Regions from separate parts of the Homo sapiens genome. Here region 2 is linked to region 1. The links are chromatin contacts, found by Hi-C or POLR2A ChIA-PET in ENCODE. All regions are on one chromosome and are shown on one strand. Each heading gives the region's core, a stretch centred on a gene start or an enhancer-like site at or near the end of the contact. The rest is flanking DNA. Distances are from core to core; before and after follow the strand shown.

The links. Hi-C counts contacts between places; a loop is a spot of excess contacts on that map. ChIA-PET counts read pairs that join two places held with the same protein, here RNA polymerase II (POLR2A). Pooled maps may share reads with other maps.
Region 2: a map of CD8-positive, alpha-beta T cell shows a loop between it and region 1 (2.0-fold over the local background). The contact joins two enhancer-like sites. A Hi-C loop is called at or near these places in 42 of 168 maps with a recorded cell type or tissue (A673, CD4-positive, alpha-beta T cell, CD4-positive, alpha-beta memory T cell and 30 more), 33 of 37 single-sample maps with no recorded cell type and 37 of 50 pooled maps. POLR2A ChIA-PET finds 5 or more read pairs at or near these places in 25 of 52 experiments (AG04450, BJ, CD4-positive, alpha-beta T cell and 21 more).

What each region holds. Positions count from the first base shown.
Region 1 is chr13:97,110,023-97,117,824 of GRCh38, reverse strand. No RefSeq gene overlaps it. Among named protein-coding and RNA genes, the nearest start is that of LINC00456, 66 kb to the left of the region's middle. RefSeq lists a silencer at 7,643-7,802. Within about 2 kb of position 2,589, at least 14 of the 41 ENCODE cell types and tissues checked have a DNase peak (open chromatin) inside an H3K27ac peak, as active enhancers do; they include endothelial cell of umbilical vein, sigmoid colon and transverse colon, where a contact is called at or near this core.
Region 2 is chr13:97,231,321-97,239,122 of GRCh38, reverse strand. The region is part of intron 1 of MBNL2 (muscleblind like splicing regulator 2); the gene reads right to left. LOC107984573 (a long non-coding RNA gene) reads left to right here. Exons shown (of 2, transcript XR_001749968.1): 2 at 3,259-3,712. Among named protein-coding and RNA genes, the nearest start is that of MBNL2, 13 kb to the right of the region's middle. Within about 2 kb of position 3,067, at least 9 of the 41 ENCODE cell types and tissues checked have a DNase peak (open chromatin) inside an H3K27ac peak, as active enhancers do; they include endothelial cell of umbilical vein, sigmoid colon and transverse colon, where a contact is called at or near this core.

The sequences.
Region 1 (7,802 bases), core at 1,340-3,839:
GGCAGATTGGTCTTCTGCATTCCTGACGGACCAACACAGCTGGCCACACATGCAAATGGAAGTAACAATGACCTACAGGTGTGATTCTGGAGGCGCTGATAAGGGCCATCCATCTAGAGAAGTTGTTTCCTCATTCTATGCCCTAAACCAGTTTGATGTCTGAAATCCAACTATTAGCACTTCACACTGTTAGCATAAAGTTAAAGCCTATTAAGCTTTTGCATGTGAGTACCTCCCTACAGCGTGGGAGACTGGAAAGGCCACTTAACTCACACTTAGCCTGAAGACAGTCCCAAACATTGATATGTCCCAGTTAACAACTGCTCTCAGAGTTAAGAACATGGCCTTGAATAACTGGGACAAGAAGAATCTTTGGATCCTACATAAAGCAGCGATGGGTCAGAGAGATATCAAGGGTTCATAGACTGGGAAAACCTTCCTGCAACTCTGTCTTCTGTCTTTCTTTATAGGCCCCCTTCCTGCTTTATAATTTTTACTTTATTTCTCTATTAATAACTTGATTGTTGAAGCCTCAGGAAATTCCAAGGCTATTTCTCCCATCAAAATGAAAGAAATGCATTAAATGGTGCATTCCCATTAAACTATGATTTACATTATATGTAATGTATATTACATATACATTAATATAGATTAATAAAAATGGAAGCACTCTGTTGGAGGGGAAATATACTAAAAAATCTTTTAGGGCTATCTGAATTAACATGAAATAATACCAAACACAGAGAGAGAAAACAAGAGAGAGAGAAAGGTATTGACTGAGAAAAAAAGCAGGACTGGAAACCTGCAGCCAGCTAAGTGGTGTGACTCATAGCTCTCAGTTTTTGGTAGACAGCTGAAGCCAGAGAACATTCAGAGCTGTAGACAAACACTTAAATTAGGTGTCCTGGTAGAGCAAGGGCTCCCACTGTAACTGCCTGTCCTGCAGTGCATATAAGGTCATCATTGTTATGTTGATTAATGAAGCTCCTGAGAACCCCTCCTGGCCGAAAACAATGGGTGTTACAAATGGTTCCAAGTAAATCCACAAGATTGTTCATTTCAACTATGCCAAAGAGTTCAACACAACAATCATGGGTCAAGAGCTATGTCATATACGCCACAGAATTCGGGATTGTTTCAAGTCATCAATGAGTGGAGGAAAATACCCTAAAGTGGTGATTCCTAGTGTTCTCCCTGGTTCTAGGAAAGTGTAGGGCCCAGAACCTTCCCCAATTTCCCAACCAGGCTGCTGTTGCATTTATGTACTTCACTTATTTATATGAACATTAAGACTTTTGTCCAAAAACAGATTGGAAACCACTGGCTGAAAGAATTGGCACACCTGACAGATGTTAGTTGGAAACAAGGTACAGGAAGAAAACACGAAAAAAGATGGACAGCCACGTTCCCGTGAAGAAGGGTTTACTTCAGTGGTGTGCTAGAGCCAGCTTGCACCAGCTCACAAGAACCAACTGGGCACATCTCCCCACAGTCCGGCATTCACTGACTCCAGTTTGGTAGTTTATTGTTGACCATGGTGGGAGTTTTTACACCATAGAAATTGTCAGATGTGGCCGGGCACGGTGGCTCACACTTGTAATCCCGGCACTTTGGGAGGCCAAGAAGGGCAGATCACCTGAGGTTGGAAGTTTGAGACCAGCCTGACCAACATGGAGAAACCCCATCTCTACAAAAAATACAAAATCAGCCAGGCGTGGTGGTGCATGCCTGTAATCCCAGCTATTCAGGAGGCTGAGGCAGGAGAATCACTTGAACCCAGGAGGCGGAGGTCGTCGTGAGCCGAGATTGTGCCATTGTACTCCAGCCTGGGCAACAAGAGAGAAACTCCATCAAAAAAAAGAAAAAGAAAAAGAGAGAGAGAGATAAAGACAGAAAGACAAAGAAAGAAAGAAAGAAAGAAAGAAAGAAAGAAAGAAAGAAAGAAAGAAAGAAAGAAAGAAAGAAAGAAACACAGACAGAAAGAAAGAAAGGAAAGAGAAATCGCCAGTTGCCACAAATCAGGGCTTTTCTTCTTTTGCTGCCCCCCCCTCAATACCCCTGACAGTCAGTTATAAAACATTTATCAGCATACCACTGGGACTGAATCCAAAAATAACTTGGCCAGCAAAACAGCCAAAGCCCTGTGAAGCTCTGACCAATGGCCTTCTAGGCACAGTCAAGTTAGGGATAGCGTGGAAGTTTGTAGAATCTGGAAAAGGGGAAGGAGTTCTTTTTGGGAAACACAGCTTTGTTATGCAGTCAGACAAGGCTATAGACAAGGGACCTACCAGTCAATATGCTAAGGAGGGTGTGGTAGGTACCACTCACATGGACAGGGAAACTTTTCTCATTTGATCAGGGAGTCCAAATAGACGAATAAGGTGGGTGAGTCGAGAAAGCTGGGATTCAGAAGGGCATATATACAGGGCACTCTGACAGCTAACCTCTGCTTCCTCCCAAGTCTAGACAAAAGCAAATCAGACTTCCACGAGGCATTCCTTAGACATCACAGAGCACTTTCCTTGAGCAAGGCTCAGCAGACCCTGGGTGGGGTAACTGAGGGAGGCAGCTGCAGTTCCTTCTGAGAGACGCTGGATGGATGCCGTCTGTCTCTGATGTCGGAGGCTCCTGCCTGGCCAGTGCAGATTGCGGAATCTCTTCTCTCCCTTCCTGGGTTCCAGGATTCCTCTGACAAGACATTTTATTAGCCCTAACGTGGCTTCCAGCAGGAAGGAAGAAGGGCAGAAACTGTTAAACACAAGAATAGGAAAGGTCCTGGAAAACTCATGGAAGGGGAAACTTGGTTCCGCTTTAAGGGAGAAGTTGTTTAAAGGAGTCTGGGGATAGCCCTGCCCTTGCCTGAAAAGGCCTCTTTGTAGGTCCCTCTGAGCCATGCATGTTTAAGATGTAGGGAAATCAGCTCAGAGGATCGACACACACAGCCCCCTGAAGCCATGGAGTGAGCTCCTCATTTTAAGCAGCTGCCTGGCAATTGTGTGTCATTGTCCTGGGGCAGTCGAGCATGAGAGTAGGGGTGACAGTGCTTGTTCATCTCAATCCTGCAACCCAAGTTCAAAGGGAATGTCTTCCCAAAGAAGGCTGAGTGTCTGCAGAGGGCGGCACACTCCGCTGATGGCTTAATCTGGAAGAGTAAATTTTGCTTCCACAAGAAAAATGGACTTATTTAGAAAAAGGTTAGGCGTACATGTGGGTAGCTTTAGGAGCCGATATTCCTAAGACTTAACAAGGGAGTAAGGCAGGGACCCTGACCCACCAGAACAGTTGCTGGCCTCAGATCTAGGGGCTGGGGTGGGGGTATTGCAGGCTCCTGGAGAACCCCATGCTGTGCCAGCCTTAACCCTTTGACAGTGGGTTGTGGGGACCCCCTAGGGTCCTGGGGTTGGAGTGAGGGTGGCCGGGCACTAAGAGGACACTGTGCGCTAGAGCAGCACCAATGCAGAGGGAAATGTCTCAGTATTTTAATGAGTCAACCCATACCTGTGGACATTCCCTGCCTACATGGACCAAGGGGAAAAACTTCCCACTCTGCCCCGTGCTTCAGTTCATAACCTTGCTAATCATGTATCTGACCTTGTGAGCTGAAGAACAGGAATCTGGATTTAAATTTCTCAAATACATGTTTGATTTCAAGTAGGTTCTTTATTTTCATCTCTCTCTTAACCTCTTCCATTTTTTGAAGAACACCCTTTGATGTCACTCCGATGACGTTTATTAATTATCTTCTCCAAACCTGCTACGACACAAGAAACTTTAGTCACAGTACTGATTCACACTCAATGTTCTATGTTTAGCAACTATCTGAGAAGGATCTGAGTCTGCATTTAGCCCTAAATAGCTACAAATAAGGGAGTAGCAGCAGCATCCCTTCAAAAGCCTTTTTTAGGAAGTGCTGTGCCAGGGGTGGGATGACATGCCAGGAGCTACAGGTGAGGAGAGCCGCTCTCAGCCAACAGGAAACCAAGGTAGCGGCTGATGAAAGCAACAGAGTTGTGTACTACAGAGCAGCATCCCCCCTTCCTCGAGACAGGTTGTAAGGAAACACTGCAGCATGTTTATCTGTCTGCCCAGCCCTATTTAGTGAAAAATGATTGCTCTTTGCCTCTTGTTACCATGCTCAGATGATACTATGGCAACCAGGCTGCACAAAAGGGGAAGGGGGGGCTGACGCTGCTTAGCAACTTGAAGATTTTTAAAAGGCAAGTACTCATTGCAACAGCAACAGTTTTTAAAATGCCAGTTTTCAGGAGAGAAAAGAGAAGAACATTAGAGAAAGCAAATGGAGATGACACAGTAGAGGAAAAGAAAGAAAGGAGAAAGAAAGAGAAAGAAAGAAAGAGAGAGAAAGAGAAAGAAAGAGCGAGAAAGAGAGAGAGAGGGAGGAAGGGAGGGAGGTGGGGAGGGAGAGAGAGAGAAAGAAAGAAAGAGAAAAGAAAAGAAAAGAAAGAGAGTCATCTGCATGTCACCTTTTCAAAGCTCTTTTTTGTACATCCTCACAGAACTCACGGGAGCTTGGCTGGGTCTCTGTTCACTGGTGGGGAAACTGAGGCTCACAGGGTGAGTGGCGTGCTCAGGGTTTGTCAGCGAGTCGGGGGCAAGTCTGGGACTAATATGCAGGCAGCCCAGTTCCAAATCCCACACTCTTTTTACAGCTTCATGCTTTGAAAAAAAAAGTAACCAGGAAATCTGAGGAAGGGAAAAAATAAAATCACACGAAACTGCCAATGGTGTGAAAAGGATGGGCATCTGTTTCAGGTAGAAACTCAGCAAAAAGCACAAAAATACATTTGAATGTATTTTCAGAATTAAGTTGAAACGACAAGGTGTTTTCTATGTGATTCATTCATTCATTCACTCATTCAGTCATTCAGGGCAAAAAAAAAGGTGGCACAGACAGTATTAAATTCCAGCATTCCTTGAATGAGCAGGAGGTTGCCTGTTTCTGGAACGTATAGGATCTGGAGGAATTCCTGGGCACTGGAAGGATTCAATGCTGAGGGGATGGAAGAAGAGAAGTGGAGAAAGGAGGGGAGGGGGAAAGTCTTGCCCTGGTTTAGGAAGAAACTGTCTTGAGTAGGATAAACATCCATCGAGATAAATGACCACATCATTTCAACCAAGACTATGTAAACCAAAGACGGTTCAGGTTCCAGTCTGCATTCCTCACTGGCTGATATTACATTTCTCAGCTCCTCTGCCACTCCAGCCTTCCACCCTTGGAAGCAAAATGCTAGATGGCTTACAAAACAGAGCTCGAACATGGAGCGACTACGGCGCTGAGCTTGTCTGGAGGGCCCAACAACAGGCAACGACAACACTAAGGAAACATCCTATGTCAGGCTAACGGGCGTTCTCTGAGGCAGAACTTGATAGAATGGGTTTCTGTAGATTGTGCCCTTTCTTTAATTAACTCAGTATTTAAGAGATGCCATTCAAGTCAGACCAAAGGTCTAAATCAGAACTGACCTTTCTGAAGCTGGCACAAGTTTTGTCTTTGTTTTGGGCTCTATGAAGGGTGAGGGGATGGAGGAGCCCAGGGGTGAGAATAAGCCAGTGGGTGGAGTTTCCCGCTGCTTAGCGGCTCCTTGAGGGGCCCATTCCATAGACATACACAGAGGGCCTCCTGCATGCCTCCCATGTGGGTCTCCTCACGCTCCTTCTCTCTGCCCCCCTGCACTGAAAGGACTCTGCAGGGCCCAGAACTTCAGGCTTCCTCATCTTGGTGCCTGCCTCCCGGGAGAAGCCACGGCTGCCTTCCTGATTGATAACACAGCGCTGACAAGACAAGTGCTGCTTTGGGTTCCAGTGGTCACAACCAAGCTATTCTTATGCTCCCCTCCTCATTGTTTCCACTCGTTCCTAATTGCACTTACGCAGAGGGCTCCAGAAGCAGTAAACAGACGGCCTTCTCCTATACTCACAATTAGCTAGAAGAATCCAGGTCAAGCTTTTCCAACCTGCAGCCCATGGGTGGCATGTGGCCCAGGACAGCTTTGAATGCAGCCCAACACAAATACTTAAACTTTCTTAAAACATTATGAGTTTGTTTTATTTTTTTAACATGTCAGCTATTGTTAGTGTTAGTGTATTTTATGTGTAGTTCAAAACAATTCTTCCTCTTCCAGTGTGGCCCAGGGAAGCCAAAAGATTGGACACCCCTGGTATGTGGTCTGTGATGCTCCCAACTAAGCAGATGTCATCTAGCATTAGTTTTAAGGCGTCAGGCCAGGTGTAGTGGCTCACACCTTGAGCCCAGGGGGGTTTCAAGGCTACAGTGAACTATGATGGCACCACTGCACTCCAGCCAGGACATCAGAGCAAGACCCTGTCTGTAAGGCGGGGGGAGCGGGGGAGCCAAACTAAGGGTGGGGCATTGTGGGGACTGCTCTTACTTCTAACACAATAACTATGAAATGAGTGAACTTCTGGGTTCTAGTCCTAATTGTGCCATCAGCTCTCGCATTCTTCACCTCCACCTCCATCCCCACTACATGCCCCAACCATACTGAATTTCATAAGAGCCCCAAATATACATCCCCACCTCCATTTGCACTGTCCCTCAATGTGTGAAGAGCCACTTACTACCTCACAGAGCAGAGCGCTCTATCTCTGACCCGGGCAGTTAATAATTACAACTTTCAAATTTCCTATCTTATTCGATGGGGAAAAGCCAACAGCAGTCACCCAGTGGGGGCTAGAGAACAACATTCCCATCTTAGGAGTCATAAGAATCAGAGAGAAGAAGTTTCGCCAAGTCCCTCCAGCTTCAACTCACCTGGCAACTAGTAACAAGCTAGTAAGGTTTAGGAGAAGGCCCGACTCCAAATCCCCTGTTCATTACAGGATTTGGAAATCTCGTTTTCTTGTGGCTTATGTTAATTAAACTTAAACCTATCTTTTAGAGCAAAACAAAACAAATACACTTACTCTTTCAAATATTGGCCTTCCAAATATTTGAATGGAGCTCCTGGGTGCCCTCCAGGGCTGCGCATCTCACACTTTAAAGTGTGTGGATAAGTCACCTGGGGGCTTGTGAAACTGCAGATTGGGATCCAGCAGTTCTGGGAGGGAGCGGGTGTAACAGACCCTGTCTACACTGCAGGAAACCCAGCCTCTACCTCCTCCCAAACCACTTTCAGAGGTCAAAAAAATTATGCAGTCTTTCGAATTAAATTGAAGACTTGCCACCTCCTTTTTATTTCATGTTCCCAGGCACTTACAAAAGTACCTGACTTACCTCAAGCACCGAATAAATCCTGTCGAATATGTCTGACAGAAGGAGGCAGAAACGGTCAAATTAAATACCTCCCCTTCCTCATCCCAGCCCCTTCCTTGGTTTAGAAAGGGCATCTGCTTCTGCCACGTCACTAAACTTATCTGAATATCGCCGTCATCATCTGTAAATTGGGAATAAAAATGACTCCTTTTGGGGCACTGGAGACATCAAACTGCGAGAAGACCATAAGCGTGGAAATGCTTAGCAAATGTCATGAGCGCCCCTCAAGTAAACCAGAACCAAACAAAGCAAAAACTAAAAAAAAATATGGACACATGGCAGTTGCCAAAACACTGTGTACTCACTTAAGTGAGGCAGGAAAAATGCTTCTACCGAAAAGAACACGGTGCAGGAAGAGCTCATTAGGCCTTCCCGAAGGGAACGCAGTAGCTTGCTGCTCGCCCGCAGGGCCGTGGGACCGCGCCGGGCGTCCTTTGCCGCCCTCTGCTGGACGGAACCCCCCACCCGCGCCCGCGTGTCTGGTCACAGCGCGCCGGCAGCGCCCAGG
Region 2 (7,802 bases), core at 1,818-4,317, 120 kb before region 1:
TATTGCAGTTATGCCTGTGGTAATACAGAGATCGTGTTTGATTAGCAGTGAGGCTGGATGTAGCATCTTGAGCCCTCTCCGAAACGGTTATTTTGAGTAGAGCAGAATTCATTTCAAGGCAAAGGCCTCTGGAAGCCTCCTTGGAGACGCCTTTAGACCTCACCTCACCACCTTCCTTCACATTTATCTAATGTTTTTCACCTTTCCTGGTAGAGCAGAATCATACTTAAGCCTATCAATTTTCAAAAACCATTTTTTCCCAGTGGCCTCAGCTCATGAATCCCCAGCAGGCAGCCTCCAATGAGCCAAAAGTTGCCCCAGGTGCCACCAGGCAGCCCAGCACACCTTGCCCTCCAACCTAAACTTGCTTACTTTATCCCTGCCTCTTCTCTGCTCACCGCCATCTCCCCTTTGGCTGTGCTACCTGTCTCCCACTCCCTACCTAATCGTTTTCACTTTCCACTTCCCTGGTGCCTTGCAGTTCAGCAGCCCACGCAGCACTCTTCCAAAAAGGGACTTTCCCAAAGGTCAGAGGCGTTGTCTTGGCTTCTGCACCTCATAGGACTGGGCCCGGTCTTCATCTTTATTGAACTTTCTTTAGGATCTGCCACCATTTCCCATTCTCACCTGGTTTCAGGAAGCCTTAATCTATGACACAGTGAATAGCATGATCCTTTGTCACAGATCCAAAGGCAATGAGAGAGGTTATGAGGCCCATACACCTGTTCCAAGGTGCCCTCACCTTGGATGAAATGCTCTTCACTTTGGATTTTTGTGCCAGTGGAAGTGTGCCTAGGAAATTCCCTTCAATGTAAGGCTTTCCCAAGCCTGTGTCATCTACCCAAGCCTGTGTCGTCTACCATTTTCTAGATTGCACTTGTTTTCTTTGCTATCTCAATTCCTCTATGATTTCAAACATCAGTCTTCTGTGGATGAATTCCAAATATACATTGGGCTCCACACGCTACAGAAGCCTAGACCCATACTTCTCAGAGGACATTCCGACTTCAAACTCTTAATGATCAGAGCCAATTTTATTGTCTTCCCCCATCCTCCTGTGTGTTTATGCCATTGGCATCACTGGTTTTTCTGTTTTCTAAGCTGATCGTGTCCAGGTCGGCTTTGACTCCCTCCCTTTCCCTTGGCCCCAGTCAATCCTGCCCATGCTCTTCGTAAGTTGCTCCTGGCCTCAGCACAGCACCTCATTCTCATTGCTGCTATCCCAGCCCATGCCTTCATGACCTGCCTGAGCGTCTGCAATTCTCAGGTCTAAACTCTGCTCACGGAATTATCTCTCTAAAGCATTGTCTGACCCCTCATTTACCTGCTTAAAAATATTTGGTGGCTCTCTGCTGCATTCTGAATAAAGTTTGAAATACATAGGGTGGCATTCAAAGTCATTCACAATTTAGTCCATGCCAAGTACACCCTAGACTGCACTTCATGCTCCAGAAAAACCTGCATGGGTGCTTTTCAGGTGCACACAATGTGATTTTATCTATCCTTCAAGGCCATGTCAGATGTTTTCTCCTCCAGGAAGCCTTCCCTGACTGCCTTACTTGGATGGCACTAATCTCACAGGCATCTTATACCTCCCTTGTGGCATAATACCTTCACCATGGTGATTTATTTACACATCTTACCTGTAACGGTAGAGTATAAATTCCATGAGGGGAAAGGAAATGGGAAAGACTTAAGAAATAATTTTCTCCTCATCCACTATCTTTCATACATTTCTTTTTCCTGCAAACTTTTCTATAGCCAATGAAAGCTTCATTAAGGAGAACACATTTGCCCTGGCAGAGCAGGTCCTTAAATTAACAATGCCATCAGCTCCTTCCCACTGACAAAGGGTCCCTCACCATGCATAAGGCAATTCTGGTCCATTGTTTTACCAAATCTTCACAAAAATCCTGAGAGGTGGGCACAAGAAACCAGAGGTCCAATGAATTTGGTAACTCGTGCTTCCTACGGGACCCCGGGATTCAAATCTGTGTTGATGACCCACAAACTGCATTCCTGCCATCCTTAGCCATCCTTATTTATTTTTTGAGATCTGCAATCCCTTGACTTAAACAGACTAACAGGCTAATCTAGGGCTACACCGCCAGAAAAGGGCAAAGGGCTTTGTCATCTGCTGTCCCCACACTCTTCCTTCCTTCCATTTGTCTTGATTGCCAAATAGAAAAAAAAAAGTCTCTTAAGCAAAGCTTTCATGCATTTGAATAAAATAAAAATAGGGAGAAACAAGGAGATGTTTTGTATATAATGACAAAGTAACTGTTATTATTACTGTCAGCATCATTATTAGTTAGCACTGATCATTTCCTTTCAAGTTTCTAATTTGGAGCATTAACTTCCGTCTGGTCCAGGGTAGAATGATAAGCTGGCTGTCATGACCCTTCATGGTTCTGATTATAGGCGGGAACAGAGACCACTGCTGGAAGCCCAGAAGGTTCCAGAAGAGAGAAATGAATAAAAAGCGGAGGTCCAAGTGGGAAAAGAATAAAAATATAGGACTACCTTCCCACGAACTTTATCTTATAATACAAAGTACAAGGTAGCCAGCTACATTTTTAAAACTTTATTAAAGACAAAAAAAAAAAAAAGACCACATATCCTGTATCCAGCCCACTGGATTTTCACAAAGTGAACACATCTGTACATCTCACACCCAGATGAAGAAATAAAATATTAGCAGAGCCCCAGGAGCACCCCCTCCAACCTTTCAGATACCACCCCCAACCCCAAGGGAAAGCATGCCCCTAGGACTACCTAGCTGGCTGTATTTTAAATTAACCCCTTCGTTCTGGCCAGGACAGCCTGTGCTCTTCTGAGAGAAACCTTTTCTTGCAGCAACTGTCACTTCAAAGCAGGGGGAAAATAAAGTGTGTGTGAGGGAGTAATTTTGTGTGTAGGAGAAAAGTGTTTCTAATTTTCAGTCCTGAAAATGTGAGGGGAAGAAAGAATACGTGAAAAAAAAGAGGGAAATAAGTCGGTAAATGCAGTCCTTGCTATGCCTCCACCATTAGGAGCTGGAAGGCTTCCAGCGACATGCCATTTTGAGCAAGGAAGCAAACACAATCGCCCTTCTCCACCCTCCCCAGCCTCCGCCAGGGCAGGTCAGCTCCAACGCCCATCACCGTCAAATTTGCGGATAGGCTGACGGTTATTATTTAACGGTAACATGTTCACTAGAAGGCTGACAGTGTATTGAACATATGGTTTTGATTTTTTTTTTTTTCTGTTTGTAACTAGGGAGCAAGATGGGGAGCGTCAGAAACCTAACTCCAGGATTTGCTGGGTTCTCCAAACTGTAGCGGGAACCTCACTCCCAGGCCGATGCCCCTCTAGCGTCTGCAGCTCTGGGCCCCAGGGAGGGAGGAAGGAGCCACAGAGGGTTCGGACAACAGCACTGACTGATGCCAGAGCAGGACTCCATTCTGTTAACCTGACAAAGCGCACAGGCTGCGCCGGCATGTTTTTCTTCCACTTTCTACACTAATTTATCAAACTGGAAGGAAGAGATCAGAACATCAAATAAAAATCCACAGCCACAGAGCAATTAACTCAAGACCTAACATGTACCTGGATAAGGGGACTCACAAGAATTCCGGTATCTACAAGGTTTTAAATGGCAATGTTTTCTAACTTTGTATCTTGGGTTATTGGTCGTCAATGTTTCCAAAAATAATCACTCCTCTCAGTTACATTTTCTGATCAATTATTGAATGAGGTCTGCGTTATACAACATAAATTTCACCGAGTGGGGAAAACTCATGCTCTTGAGTGGTCAGCTAGAAAGCTGGCAATTTTTGTTAAAAATGCAAATTTTTGGCCTGGCAAATCATGCTTGCTGGGTTTATAGGGCATTAATAAAACTAATACTAGTACAGAGGAAAAAAAAAGACAGAGTTTGTGATAGAGTAGGGGCCTGGGGATCTCTACGTTAAATATCAACTCAAGTCTGAAAGCTTCAGATCAAGCTCTGGGCCTTCTCTACATGAAAATGTGGTCACCTCATAGAGAAATGGTTCAACACCCCTCCTCACCCTTCCTTTGTTTGCTCTGCGTGTCCCTAAGAAGGCCTGGGCGGAACTGAGGGAGAAAATCCTTCCTGGTTTCTCCTTCTACGAGGAAGGAGGGCAGGTTAGTGCAGCCTGCTGTTGACTGGAGCTGGGATTAATTAGTTCCTCCAGTGACCTTGGCACCTACTGATGGCGAAGTGTGTCTCTAAGCTGCTGAGAGCCGCAGAGAAACTCGGGAGGACTGAGCGCTACTGCGAAAATGCTCGTTGAACCAAAACACATAGACGATGACGGAAGAAAACCAAAAACGTGTACCTTATCTCTAAACACTGCCCGAGTGTGTTATTCAAATGGTTGATGTGAAGAAATACCTCAATCTATCTCTGCATGTATGTTTATTTAAATCTCGATCCATCAGTCTATTGTCCTTGTGGGTAATTTTGCAAGCCAGTGTCCCGCACATTGCCAGGGATTTCTGGAGGGGGCTGTTACCTGTGGTTGGGACTGAAAACAATTTTAAAGCATCCCATCATGCAGTTGTGGAAGATCATCTGTCCCGCCACACTTTACCTTCATCTATTCACTACCCCCCGCCCCCGCACTGTGCTCAGGCCTGAACCAAGCTGAGAGAAGTTAAAGAGCCCCACCTCTTTCTCTTATCACAGCTGGTTCAAGGTTCAATTTGAGTCTACAATGGGTCAACACTGCCAGAGAAGCTCAGTGTCTTGGGTTGCATATATAAAGGTATTCTATCATGAATTAGGGAGGTGCCATACTGGTCCTGTCAGAGGAATTCTGACATCTTCAAGTACGTGAAGGGGCTCGCCTCCTAAAGAGACACTTGATTTGCTTAGGGTTACTCCAAAGGCCTGAACAAGGATGAAGAGTGCAGGTTACAGAGTCCCATTTCATTTCAGCATGAGGAAGAATTTTCTAACAAAATGTTATGGCTTGTATGCGCCATAGGGTCATGATTGTCCGGTCAATAAAGAAAGATACACAATAGCTGGAAACAGCTTGTCAGGGCTGGGGAAGAGGGTAGACAGGAATTGTGCTAATAATCCCTCAGATGCCTTCCCACTTGGGATTTCCTTCTAATTTCTACCTTATATTTGTATTTTTTGTCAGTTGGGTAGATCTCCAAGGAGTGGTGTGGTGGGGCCGTCAGAATCCTGTGTAATGTGAAAAAGTTCTTCCATTGACTCTAATGTGTCTTCCCACAGCAAACCACCATTCTGGTACTTGAGTACCCAGGAGAACAAAGAAGCAGCTAGAGTAGCACGCATTGTGGGAAGTAAGTAGTTAAAAGGACCAAAGCTCTCTGCTGGTCCCAGCAGCCCCAGAGGCAGCCAGTCCCTTTGATCCTGACTCTTAATTGCAGCCTACTTGCACCAGGGAACTTTAAAGAAAAAAAAAAAAACAGGGAAACTCTAGAGATAGAGCTTGTTTTGTTTCCTGAGGGGATGGTCTTTGTGGTGGCTGCCAGGAGGCTGATACTTGAGGCTTCAAATGATTGGTTTCCTAAAGGGGAAAATAAATAGTTCCTTCCACCAGCTAAGACTCAGGTGTGACTAGAACCCCAGAAATATGAGGTGTCTGTGTGTGCCATTTAGTAGGGGTGCCAGGTACAGACTTCGAAGAGAGAACAGGACATTAGAAAAGAGACCATGGGCTAGCGCAGGAGCAGGCAGAGCACTAGAAAAAGAGAGCCTGCTCAACACTTGGACACAGGAAGGGGAACATCACACAGCGGGGCCTGTTGTGGGGTGGGGGGAGGGGGGAGGGATAGCATTAGGAGATATACCTAATGTAAATGACGAGTTAATAGGTGCAGCACACCAACATGGCGCATGTATACATATGTAACAAACCTGCATGTTGTGCACATGTACCCTAGAACTTAAAGTATAATAAAAAGATATATATATATATATATATATATATATATATATATATATATATATATATGAAAAAGAGCCTGAAGCGAGAGCATCAAAGAAAACGGCACTGCACAGGAAGGGAAGTCAAAGAAAAAAGGGATCTCTAAGAATTCTCATAGAGAGCAACAAAATCACAACAGCACAAACATTTCACTTTGGAATAGGTCTTACAGTTGATAACGAGCTTTTACCTATGGTATCTATTTAAGGTGTCTAAATGTTGAGATCCATCAAGTTGTTTAAGTTCATTCAGTGTACGTGCGCACACACACACACACACACACACACACACACACACACACATAGCGTCAAGAGTAAGAAAAAGGCCGACAAATAATCACAGCAAATAGTGGAGATGATGCCCTAGCTATCCTTGGCAATATACCAAGTCCCTTTGTGAGGAGGGACTTCTGGCTAAAACTGAACTCATGCCTGCACAGTATGCCAGTAATTGCTTATGTCTATTTAACTATTTAGTGAGCTCCACTAACAGTACTTACAACTGTCGGGGAAGTTTTTCTAAAGCAAACCCTTTTTGCTGCAATCCCCAAGTAAGAACTGGTGGACAAGGGTTGCATGTTTCCATCCTACCATCTTGAGTTTTACCCCTTATTCTGTAACCTTGGCAAGTAACTTGGTCTCTCTAAGCTTCATTTTCTTCATGAAAAGGTTTAACTGAGTTGATATACAGGAAGCTATCAGCAGAGGAGGACTTTCCATATAGTAAGTGCTCAATAAATTCAATAAATGTTAGTTCTGTTTCATTCCTAAAAGGTTATTGGTAAATTAAAAATGCATAAAAATACCGGCCATCTGTGTGTGGACTAAATGAGCATCTGGGTAGGGAACACTTCCTCTAAATCAGTTTAGCTTGACTCCTGGTTCTAGGAAAGAGGGGGCCACATGTGGGACACACAGGAAAACAAGGCATCTGAAAGGAGGGAGGACAGACAGGGGCACGAGATGGATGACCTATAACAAGGTATGAGACTCAACAATCAGGCCTGGGCATTTCACTTAAGCTACTTCGTTAGACAGCTGTCTCTTCTCATAATGTCTTCGTTTCTATTACAAGACTTTAAAACTAGCATTTTTTAAATAAATGCGATGTTAATGGCATATAACCCTTCCTCTCTATCCTTCACATTCTTTGGAGATGAGGAGGAGAGAATGGCGCTATCTACATCTTAGGGAATGAATGTGTCAGAGCTCCTGGACCTAATTCACCAAGGATGTGAGGATGCAAGTAGGCACATCAGACTTCTGGGCTCCAGTTCTGACCACCATCCAGAAGAAAAGGAATCTAAGGCCGGTTTATAATGCATATATTCCTTAGGATAATAAAAAAAAAAACAACTCTGGAGCAGACAGATAAACACAACAGCCTTCCCTGGAGGCAGTAACCAAATCTCTTGGGGAACTTGTGAGAGTCTGTGTCCACTGAGAAGATAGACGTCTCGGGAATGGGGAGATAGCCAGAGACAGGCTGTGTGTAGTCACAGAACTGCTTGCAGCTGCTGAAGTCCCTGGCTTCATGCCTTCAGCCCCAGCCACATTGGTGCAAGGCTGGTGGGATATATCAGTTCAACCTCAGCTTCACTCTGAGGCTGAACAGCCTGGAAAGACCTGCTGTGTGGAGGAGGTAGGTCCCAGTCTCCAGACTGCCAGAAGATCCTCCAAGGAGCCATCCCAGACCCAGTGATCTGCTGCCACTCACATTGTGGCAGTGACACTTCCAAAGCAGCTATTGTATTCTGGAGCCTCCTGGATGAACATCAGCTTTATCACCTGGAGCCTGTTACAAATGTAGAATCTTGACCTCAGCCCAGCCCTA